Regions from separate parts of the Mus musculus genome. Here region 1 is linked to region 2. A link is a loop called in an ENCODE intact Hi-C map of the cell type or tissue named here. Cell type or tissue: gastrocnemius. All regions are shown on one strand. Each heading gives the region's core, and the rest is flanking DNA. Links, peaks and the distances in the headings are about the cores only. Region 1 holds the start of Prpsap1 (phosphoribosyl pyrophosphate synthetase-associated protein 1). Region 2 holds the start of Unk (unkempt family zinc finger).

What was found. A loop is a pair of places that touch in the nucleus more often than their neighbours do. Peaks named below come from ENCODE experiments on the same cell type or tissue, not always from the same donor. Only the 100,000 strongest peaks of a DNase experiment are listed, where the experiment ranks them.
Region 1: a loop joins it to region 2, with 14 times the contacts of the local background. A loop is called at or near these places in 1 of 42 quality-filtered maps.

Annotation. Positions count from the first base shown.
Region 1 is chr11:116,487,317-116,492,687 of GRCm38, forward strand. It overlaps Prpsap1 (phosphoribosyl pyrophosphate synthetase-associated protein 1), which reads right to left and starts at 3,030. Exons shown (of 10, transcript NM_026364.1): 1 at 2,732-3,030; 2 at 802-854. The coding sequence starts at 2,901. In gastrocnemius, for the core only: a CTCF peak has its summit at 1,598 (motif pointing left); DNase peaks (open chromatin) are centred at 3,045 and 3,314; H3K4me3 peaks cover 2,647 bases; H3K27ac peaks cover 2,339 bases.
Region 2 is chr11:116,027,555-116,032,925 of GRCm38, forward strand. It overlaps Unk (unkempt family zinc finger), which reads left to right and starts at 2,762. Exons shown (of 16, transcript NM_172569.4): 1 at 2,762-2,937. The coding sequence starts at 2,834. In gastrocnemius, for the core only: no CTCF peak of the experiment used is centred there; DNase peaks (open chromatin) are centred at 2,722 and 3,688; H3K4me3 peaks cover 2,607 bases; H3K27ac peaks cover 3,373 bases.

The DNA.
Region 1 (5,371 bases), core at 124-5,123, 460 kb after region 2:
TTCTAAGCTAGGGCGGTGAGTTCTCGTGCATCCAAGGAAACAAAGCAAAAGCATGCTTTAAAAAAAAAAAATGCAGCCGGGCGGGTGGTGGTGCACGCACGCCTTTAATCCCAGCACTTGGGAGGCAGAGGCAGGCGGATTTCTGAGTTTGAGGCCAGACAGGTCTACAGAGTGAGTTCCAGGACAGCCAGGGCTACACAGAGAAACCCTGTCTCAACAAACCAAAAAAAGAAAGCTATCAGCTGGGCATGAGAGTACATGCCCACAATCCCAGGACATGAGAGGCTGAAGGGACTGGTCCAGCAAGATGGCACAGAGGGTGAAGATACTTGCTACGAGGCCTGATGACCTGCATTTGGCTCCTTGAAGCCCACAGGGTAGAAGGAGAGACCCAGCTCCCAGCACGATGATCAAGAGTTTGAGACCTTGGGCTGGTGAGATGGCTCAGCGGTTAAGAGCACTGACTGCTCTTCTGCAGGTCCTGAGTTCAATTCCCAGCAACCACATGGTGGCTCACAACCATCCGTAATGAGAAACAAAAAAACCTATGGGCCGGAGCAAACAGAAGAAGGGGGTGGGGAATTTGAGGCCTTGATGGACTATATAGTTAATGCCTATCATAAATGAATGAATGGAATAAGGGTCAGAAGTGGCGGAGACTGCTTGTCATCCCAACACTAGCGGCAAAGCAGGAGGATTCAGAGGTTAAGCCAGCCCAGGCTACATGAGATACTGCAGTAGCTGCTGCAACAATAACAACACATCCCAAACTTAAAAAAAAAAATCAACTTTTTAACTTACCTCCATTGGTCTCCTGATATACAACAGATTTCCCCAATTCAGCACCAAGACGCCTATTACACAAAAACAAAACAAAACAAAAAAAGATGGTAAGAGCATGCAACTAACTAAGCCAGCATTCTGGAAGCTGAGGCAGGAGGATTGCTGTAAGGTGAGGACCAGTCTGGGATACATAGTGAGTAACAGGCCAGCCAGGACTACTAGCAAGACCAAACTTAAAAAAAAAAAAAAAAGCCAGGAGTGTCTCAAGCCTTTAATCCCAGCTCTTGGGAGGCAGAGGCAGGAGGATCTCTGCAAGGCTATCTATCCTGGTCTACAAAGCTTACTGGAATTAGCATAACAAAAGGCAAAACCACTAATCTTTTTTCTTTGTTTTATTTATATGTGAGTACACAGTAGTTGTTTGTCTTCAGACACATCAGAAGAGGGCATCAGATCTCATTACAGGTGGTTGTGAGCCACCATGTGGTTGCTGGGAATTGAACTCAGGACCTCTGGAAGAGCAGTCAGTAATCTTAACTGCTGAGCCATCTCTCCAGCCCAAAACCACTAATTTTTAAAGTGGAGCTTTCTCAAGGCAAGGTCACGTGTGATAAGTGTGACCCAATACAAACAAGCTCAACTTTCATGTTTAAAGGGATCCTTGGCCTGGACAAGACAAATAATCAGGGGCTGGAGAGATGACTCAGCAGTTAAGAGCACTGGCTACTCTTCTAGGGGTCCAGAGTTCAATTCCCAGCACCCACACGGTGGCTCACGACCATCTGTAATGAGATCTGGCGCCCCCTTCTGGCCTTCAGGCACACATGCAGACAGAACATTGTATACACGATAAATAAATCATGAAAAGAAACAGAAACCGGAGAGACTGACTGTCTCCCTGTACATATCTCCTAAACCCACTTCAAAGTCCAACTGATAATAAAACAGGTGGAGCTAAGAACTTTTGAAATATGAAAATGACTTTAAATGTTCAAAGTCAAGTCATTTACGCCAGGGAGTCCAAGTGCGCACCTGAACTGCCAGCATCGGAAAGGCCAAGGCCAGAAATATCACACCATTTAGAGTGTGACCAGGGTCATAAGACCTTATCTCAGAAACCAAAGCCCATGATGGGTGTGGTGTTCCCGCGGCAGAAGCAGGCAGATCTCCCGGCTTGAACTCTTGAGAGTGCAAGCCTCATCCATTCACTAAGTTCCAGGCCAGCAGGAGCTACGATAAAGCTCTGTCCCATAAAGGAGAAGAGAAACGATACATATTACTAAAAAGCTTATTTCACAAAGGGCCCTTAAGGCTCTTTATACCAGGGCTCTAGTTTTCTCCAAAATTGAAAAGGGGCCTTTAAGTAGACCGGTTATTATCAGCAGGGCACCGGGAGGCTCTGCTCTGCAGGATTCTTCTCCATGATTTCCGCAAAGTTCAGGCTCACGCTCCCATCCCTTCCCCATAGAAGCACCCACAGTTTGTAAGTAAGGTTTAAAAAAAAAAAAAAAAATCACGTCCTTCATCCATCCAGCATCGGTAACAACAAACAAGCCTGGAAAGACATCTCAGGGCCCCCACGGTCCCCTGAGGTCAGTGGTTAACACACGCACACACCCCTAAGCAAACACTTTTTTGTACAACTGATCCTACACACTTGTAATCGCGGCTCTCCCCCCGCCCAGCCCGAAGTACTTCTGAGTTCCCTTCTCCCTGACTGTCCTAACCCTTCGGTCTAGGATGGACCCACATCGCCTGTCGCTTTAGGGACGCCTGGAAATGGCGATGGTCAGATTCAGGGCAAGCGCAGGAAACCTCTCTAGGGTTAAGAGTGCGCCGCGGCCCTGGGACGGGGTTGGGGAGTCGGCCCAAACCTGCTGCTCCCGGGTGCAAAGGTGGAGGTGACGGGGAGAGGGGCTAGGGCCACCCCGGGGACCACCTCGCTTACTCAGTGATGCGCTTGGCCAGTTCCGTGCAGGCGGCCGTGGAGTTGGCCGAGAAGACTCGGTAGCCGGTGCGGGCTGCGTTCATGGCCGGCGAGGCGGCGGGCCGAGCCCGCGGGACACGCAGAGCAGAGCACGCGGACAGCGGGGGCAGCAGCAGCAGCTTCCTGGGCATCCTCCGGCCCGAGGCGCGGCTACAGCGGTCCGCGCGGGGCCGCAGAGGGACGAGGCGCGACACAGATGCGTCCGGATCTCCAAGCCGCACCGAAGGCGCAGCCGAGCGCCGCAGCCTCCTTCGGACCCCGCGGCAGGCCGCGCCCCTCCGCGACACCGAGTCGAGCAGCTAGAGCGTCCGCCCCCGCCGCCATCTCGGAAAAGGGCAGGGAGGTGGGCATGGCATGGAGAGCCTGTTCTGACACAGGCGCCGCTGACTCGCGTGTTCGCCTGAGTTTGAGTCTCCGGGGACAGGTATTTTAATGTCCACTATTCTGGGAGGTGCAGCCATGTTTAGTGGTACTTATAAATGTTTTCAAATTTACTGCCAGGAACTAAGATGTCCGCCCAGGGACCGGAGACAATCTAGCCTCACGCCTCTATGATGAACGAGCCTCCGGCGCTCCCCTCCACGCTTGCGCAGGCTGGGATTTATTTGAAAAGGGACAGCCGGCCCTTTCCCTTTTGCGGGCACTTAAACTAACTGCTCCAGAATCTGGACGTGGAGGCCTTCCCTAGACGTTATATCTGTGTCTGCACGTGAGGCAAGGTTGCACTCCTGCCCGTTGTTGTTCTCAGTTCTCCCACCCGTCCCCCTCAACCCCAGCCAGCCGCTCTGCCCGCATGAGTTCGCCTTGTGCAAATACAGAAGGCGCGTGTGTTCATTTACTTTTGTGTAAATAGATGAAGTCGTTCCAAAGAGACATTTGAGCCTCTCGATCTATCAGACTGTTTGAAAAACGGACCCCCAAAGAAGTAAAGATCTTCCCCCACCCACCTCAGGAATGTCATGCTGGGAGAAAAAAAAACGTGACTCCCAAAAACAGCTTTCACAGAGCTCCAGAGACTTCTCAGACCACCTTACAGGCTGAGGTTGAAGCCCATGCAAGGGCGTCTCAATGATGGTCGGGACCTTGCCCTGGAAGGGACGGCTTAGGTGGCAAATCCTCGGCCTTCTGCTTACATTTTTATCTCACTTCTGGACGGAGGACAGACTTGTGGACTTCTCTGGATTCCTCTGTTCCTCTTACCGATGTTGCTAGGTTTAATAAATCTCCCTTTTCTGCTTTCTGTTTTCAGTTCGACTTTTAATTTTAATTTTAATTTAATTTAATTTAATTTAATTTAATTTGGCTTTTCGAGTCAGGGTTTCTCTGTGTAGCCCTGGCTGTCCTGGAACTCGCTGTGTAGACCAGGCTGGACTCGAACTCAGAAATCTGCCTGAACATTGAGTCTTTCTGTGTCTGTGCACCGTGCATACACAGTGCCTGCAAAGGCCAGAAGAGGGTGTCAGATTCTCTGGAACTGTAGTTTGGAGTCAGTTGTGGGCTGCTGGGTCTTCAGGAACAGCAGCCAGTGCTCTTAACTGCTGAGCCATCCCTCCCGTGCCCAAGTTGCAATTTTAATTAACATATTGAAGAAGGTGGCCAGACCTGACTTGGACTCAGATTGTGAGCCCCAAGGTTGATTACACTAGACCTAATCAGGAAGGGCCGATAAGCTCTCTGGCCTCACCTCATAACCTGTTTCGCTAGGCCTTTTCCCTTCCTGCTCTTTAAGTAGCACATGGCAGGTACCCTCTTCAGTCTTCCTATTCTCTCAGTGTTATTCAAGGGCCAGACACCAGGGACCACCATAAAAGGGTGAAGCTTCAGTGTCTTGCACGGAATCACCAATTGCTGATACATATCTTATGCAAGGAAGGGACTTACAAAACACATTCATGACCTTGGCAACCTGAATCTGGACCATGACCCTCGTCACCCAGTCCTGGGGCACCTGCTCAATAAACTATCCCTGTCTGACTGAGATTGGTGTTTGTGTGGCTTGTGAGGCGATTTCTGGCCCCCAACACATATGATCTTATACTATGACACATACCTGAGGAAATATGAAAGGGGAAATGATGTATTTAAGTTCCTGGTTTTGCCAGTTTTAATCCAAAATCGACTGGGTCCATTGCTTCCGGTCACAGCCAAAATGGAATATCTTAATATCAGAAGTATATGGTAAGAGCTTGAAGTGGAAACTTCAATTTTCTTTGGAAAGTCAGCTGGAGATTGAAATCGCTGCAGAGAACCATTTCTAAACAGGTCCACTTCCCCCGTATCCTAGTAACCTTCCTTTTCCACTGCCTCAGGTGGGTGGTGGGCTAGAGGGGACGCTGAAGCATTTAAGAACCATCATGAAAAGTAGGTTTTGAAAAAAATCAAAGCAACAAGGGCTCCTTCCAATCTGTTCGCCCGTTCACAAGTGTCTGACTAGGGCTACCAAGGGCTCCTTAGTGAGAGCCGTCCACAGTCATCTCCCCTTGTCTCAGACCTCCAGCACTTATTGATGGGAGGAGCATCTCATACTGATGGGAGTATCCCAAACTGATGGCAGCATACCATACTGATGGGAGGAGCATCCCATATGGATGGGAGCATCCC
Region 2 (5,371 bases), core at 277-5,276:
TGGAAAAAAATTACCGACTTATTTTTCCCTGGCTTTTATTGTCAAAGGAAATCTAAAGCCTGCCCCAGGAGAGAATAAGATGTAGATGTAATTAATTCATTCATCTAAGAGAGACTAAAGAAGCCAATCCCTCTCTTATTTAATAGTTATAGGGTTTTTTGTTTTTTGTTTTTTTTGTTTTTCCTTTGTCCTGAATTGATCGATGGGAGGGAAAGCTGCAAAGGAAATGGGGAGGAGCTGAAAGTACAGTCAGATCAACACAAGACAAATAAGCAGAGGGTCAGGAGCAGTGTGCACTTGCCTGAGGGGGTGAGGTGAAGCCCTGGGCTTGATCCCAAGGCACTGCTGCAGTCAGAGCAGCTCAGCAGCATCGGGACTGTTGTTCTGTTCCTGTCCTGTCCCTGGTCCATCATGAACTTGCTGAGTGACTTTCTGCAAGTTACCTAACTTTCCTGGGTTTCGATTTCCTCTCCAGTAAATTAAGCAATTTGGATGATATCATCTTCTAATTATACTGTACATGCTCATTCGGAAGCTTCTGTTATGAACTCATTAAAAATTAAATCTATGAGATGAAGTTTCTGCAGCAACTTCACACCGGGGGATTCCAGGACAACACATAAGCCAACTCCTCGTATTTCTTTTCTTTTTTTTTTTCTTTCTTTCTTTTCTTTTCTTTTCTTTTTCTTTTCTTTTCTTTTCTTTTTTTTTTTTTTTTTTTTTTTTTTTTTGAGACAGGGTTTCTCTGTATAGCCCTGGCTGTCCTGGAACGACCAGGCTGGCCTCGAACTCAGAAATCCACCTGACTCTGTCTCCCAAGTTCTGGGATTAAAGGCTTGTGCAGCCGGGTAGTGGTGTCTCACAGGGTTTTTTGTTTTTTTTTTTTTTTTGTTTTTCCTTTGTCCTGAATTGATCAATGGGAGGGAAAGCTGCAAAGGAAATGGGGAGGAGCTGAAAGTACAGTCAGATCAACACAAGACAAATAAGCAGAGGGTCAGGAGCATGCTGTAGCCCGAACCTCAGATTCACTGTAGCTGAAATGATCTTCGGTTCCTGATTCCGCTGCTTCCATCCCATATTAGTGCTGGAGTTATAGATGAGTGACCCTTCACATGTTTGCTGCTGGAGACTGAACTCTGCCTTCTTGCTTGCTTCTACCAAAGGTTACGCCCCAGCCCAGAGATCCCACTCGGGTTAGCTTTAACAAGGCTAACTTGATCCCATTTAACAAAACAAGTAGGTTTTGAAAACAATGGATTTGACTAAGTGTGGTGGTGCAAGCCTGGAATCCCAGCTTTTGGGAGCCAGAGGCAGGCAAGTCTATGTAAATTCAAGTCTAGCCTGATCTACATATCAAGTTTCAAGCCTGCTGGGGCTACATAAGTAAGATCCTGCCTCAAAACCACAAACATGTACTCACAAACCAAAAATAAAAAAGAATTTGATATAGATTGAACATAGAAAACAAGGTCAAATGGGAAGTATTACATATCTATGATGGACATTTTTATTATTTTATTATTATTCGTGGAGTGGGTTCTCTCCTACCACCTGTACATCAGTCCCAGAGATCCCACTTGGGTTTGCAGCCTAGGGAAGCAAGCACCTTTACCCCTACTCATCTCCAACCTGTTGTTGTTTGGTTGTTCTTGTTCGGGTTTTTAGACAGACTGACAGCTCTGGCTGACCTAGAACTACCAACGGATGCCACCAGGCTTTGAATTCAGAGATCCACCTTCCGTTGCTTCCTGAGTGCTGGGACCGAGATACATGCCACCGTGTTGGTTTTTGAGATAGGGTTTTAGTACATAGCCTAGCTTGGCCTGGAACTTGTGACTTTCCTCCCTCAGGATGTACCCCTATATCCAGCCTGTAGAAAGTCATTTCATAAAACCATATTCCTAAATGTGAGGCAATTGCCTTGCATTTCCCCGGAACAGAAAGGTTTTTTTCCAGAAAAGGGAACTAGAATGGACTAGAACATTTTTTTTTCCTCAGCCCCTGGCCCTTCTCATGTAGTCTATCACTATACTTCTCAACAATTTACCAAAGTGCCTAAGAGACTACTCTAGATAGAGATTAGGTTCTCCCTTGGACCTTAACCTACTGGAAACAAGGTATTTGGGCCAACCACTGAGTTCAGAAGGAGCCCAAGTGGAGGGGTTCCAGGTTTCAGGGTTGATAAATGTTAATGATGCCCAGGAACAATATGGTGTATTGTAATTTTTAAAAACAAAACAAAGCAACAACAATAAAAAGCTTCTTCAAACTGTCTGCTAGCCTGCATACTTTCTCTGGTGATTTACAGGTTACTATATTATGAAAATATTGGCTGACTAGCTTGCTGGCTCCGAGGCAATGCTCTAGACTGACTTTAGAAACGGTGCGCCAACTGTACTGGTAGGGAGGCAAGGCAATTACTGCACTGCATTTGGAACATTCTCCGTGGAGTTGTTTCAGGCCTCCCTAACTGGTTCCTTGCTCTCCGGAGGATCCAGTTTAAAGGTAGAGTTCACCTCCGACCACACTGACAATGCTCAGGTAATAGTTAAGAGTGACTAGACTACAATTACCACAAGGCATTGCGGATCCTCAGCATCCGGGACACCGTCCGCAAAGATCTCTGGGTATTGTGGTCTTGCACTTTAGCAGCGACACTGTGCCAACGGTAAAATTTCACCGGAAAGGAGGACCACAACTCCCAGCAACCTTTGCTGCTGTGCGGGGGGTCTTCACGTTCTCGTGGCGCGGCGCAGGCGCTGTGGGTCTTCGGCGCGGACCGCGCAGACTGAATAATAAAAGGGGAGCGGCGAAGAGGCAGGAAGACAGGACCATGTCGAAGGGCCCCGGGCCCGGCGGCTCGGCAGCTTCCTCGGCGCCCCCGGCCGCTACCGCTCAGGTGCTGCAGGCACAGCCCGAGAAACCGCAGCACTACACGTACGTAGAGCCCCCCCCGCCGCGCGCGCACGCCTGACGTCAGCGGCCAGCGTGAGTCACGCGCGCAGGGAGAGCGCGAGGCTGTCCCCCCCCCCCTTCCTCCGGCTCGGCCCAGACCGGTTCCAACCTGCTGGGACCGGTCCCAGCTTACTTCAACTGTCACCAACCTCTGGTCGGGCAGTGGGGCGGGAAACTCGGTCCCAGCCTCCGAGTCGGAAAGGCAGGAGCGCGGGTCCCGAATCCACACTTCTCAGGCCAGGCCTCAGAGGCCTGACGGTCTCAGACATAAAACCCGACAAGTCCACGACATGACAAGTGGAAGTCTGTACCAACCAGCACGAGACCTGTCTAGAAATGACTGTTTGCTTGAAGTCTCGGGAGGAGACTCTGTGCACCGGAGGCCTTTTGTATCTTTAAGGCCTGTTAGATTGTCCACGAGGATCACCCATGCTTGAATTCCCTTAAACAGTCAAACGTGCAGAAATGGGCTCACTCCGTGCAGGCTGTACTGTCTAGCTTGAGTCAGCGACATCCGGGGTGTTAATGGTTGCAGACCCCTTCAGCATCGGGCAGGCAAGGGAGCCTCATCGTAACTGGCCTAAATGAGATTGCCACAATGTAAAAACTGCATGTGTACAAGCTTAGGTCCCTGCCTTCCTTGCTGTCATGTCACAGTAGGCCTAGGTTCTGTGAGACAAAGGCCAATGCTGTAGTTCCTCTTGTAAAGCCCTGTTGGTTTCCGTTCCCTGCTGTGTGCCAGGAGTGTCCCTACTGGGTGCCTGAGTGATGGGCCAGTTTAGGAGATCCCAACCTGTGGAAATGTCAGAACCCGAGAGATTGAACAACACTCCAGCGTCCAGCCAGGAGCTGGCAGCATCCGAACTAAAGTCAGGCAGAAGCAGCTCTGGTTCAACACTTTTGGGAGTTGGGACAGGGGAACATTGGTTATAGAAAATGTATTGGTTTCTTCAAATGACTAGTGTTGGCTGACGTCATCCAAACTTGACTGTAACTCAGGTTAGCCTTTCAAGTATGGTGGTCATCAGTTGGTCCTTTCTTACTGGAGTTCTCTCTCACTCTGCAACCTTGCCATTGCTTTTGATAAGAAGGTCTAACATCAGAATAACATCACTTATCTGGTCACACACAAAAATTTGTAAACTTAGTGGAACTGTGAAAAACATCTACATTTGTTTATTTGTATGTGAGTCTGTGGGAACACTCACGCAGCGCCACATGCAGGTGTGGAGGTCAAAACAGTCTGAAGGAATTGGTTCTCTCCTTTTACCTGGAGGGTTCCAGGCATTGAATTCAGTTGGCTAAGCCTGGCCACTGCTCTGTGCTCTCACAGTCAGGACCTTGTGTTGTAGGGTTAAACTGAACCCAGGCCTCTTACATGTTGGGATCACATCTGTCATTGGGTTGCGTCTTCGCCACGCACCCCCAGTTGTTTATTTACTCTTTACTTTTTAAGCTAGGATTTCACCAAGTTGTTTGTGCTGGCCTTGACTTGCTTTAATCCAGACAGAACTTGAACTCTGCATCCTCCTGCCTCAGATTTCTTTTCTTTTCTTTCCTTTCCTTTCCTTTTCTTTTTTTGGTTTTTCGAGACAGGGTTTCTCTTTATAGTCCTGGCTGTCCTGGAACTCACTTTGTAGATAAGGCTGGCTTCGAACTCAGCGTTCCTCCTGCCTCTGCCTCCCAAGTGCTAGGATTAAAAGCATGTGCCACCACGCCAGGGTTTTTTTTTTTAAAGATTTATTTATTATGTATACAGCGTTCTGCCTGCATGTATCCTGCAGGGCAGAAGAGGGCACCAGATCTCATTATAGATGGTTGTGAGCCACCATGTGGTTGCTGGGAATTGAACTCAGGACAGTTCTTTTAACCTCTGAGCCACCTCTCCAGCCCCTTCCTCAGATTTCTGAGTAGCTGGGATTACAAATCTGTACCACTGGGCCTCATTTTGGAACTTTTTAATGATCTCTGGCTACTTGGATCATGTTTTTTTGGTACAATTCCAAACAAATTGGAATAAATCTTGGTTTCTTTTTGAGAATGTGTGTGTAATGTACACATTGTTGCTTATAGATCAGGGGAGGACATTAGGTGTCCTATCCCTCTTCATTTCCTTGAAGTAGGTTCTTTGGGGCTAAAGAGATGGCTCTGTGGTTAAGAGCACTGGCTGCTCTTCCAGAGGTCCTGGGTTCATTTCCCAACACCTACATGCAGTCATAGCTGTCTATAACCAGTGCACGGGGATCCTATACCTTCTGGTATGCAGGCATACATGTAGACAAACCACCCATATACATAAGTAAGTCTTTTAAAAAATAGCTTATTTTACTGGGCCTGAAACTTGGCCAGGTTGGCTGGCCAGTGGGTTCCTAGCATCTGCTTCCCCCACCTCCAACACTGGGGTTGTAAGCATGTG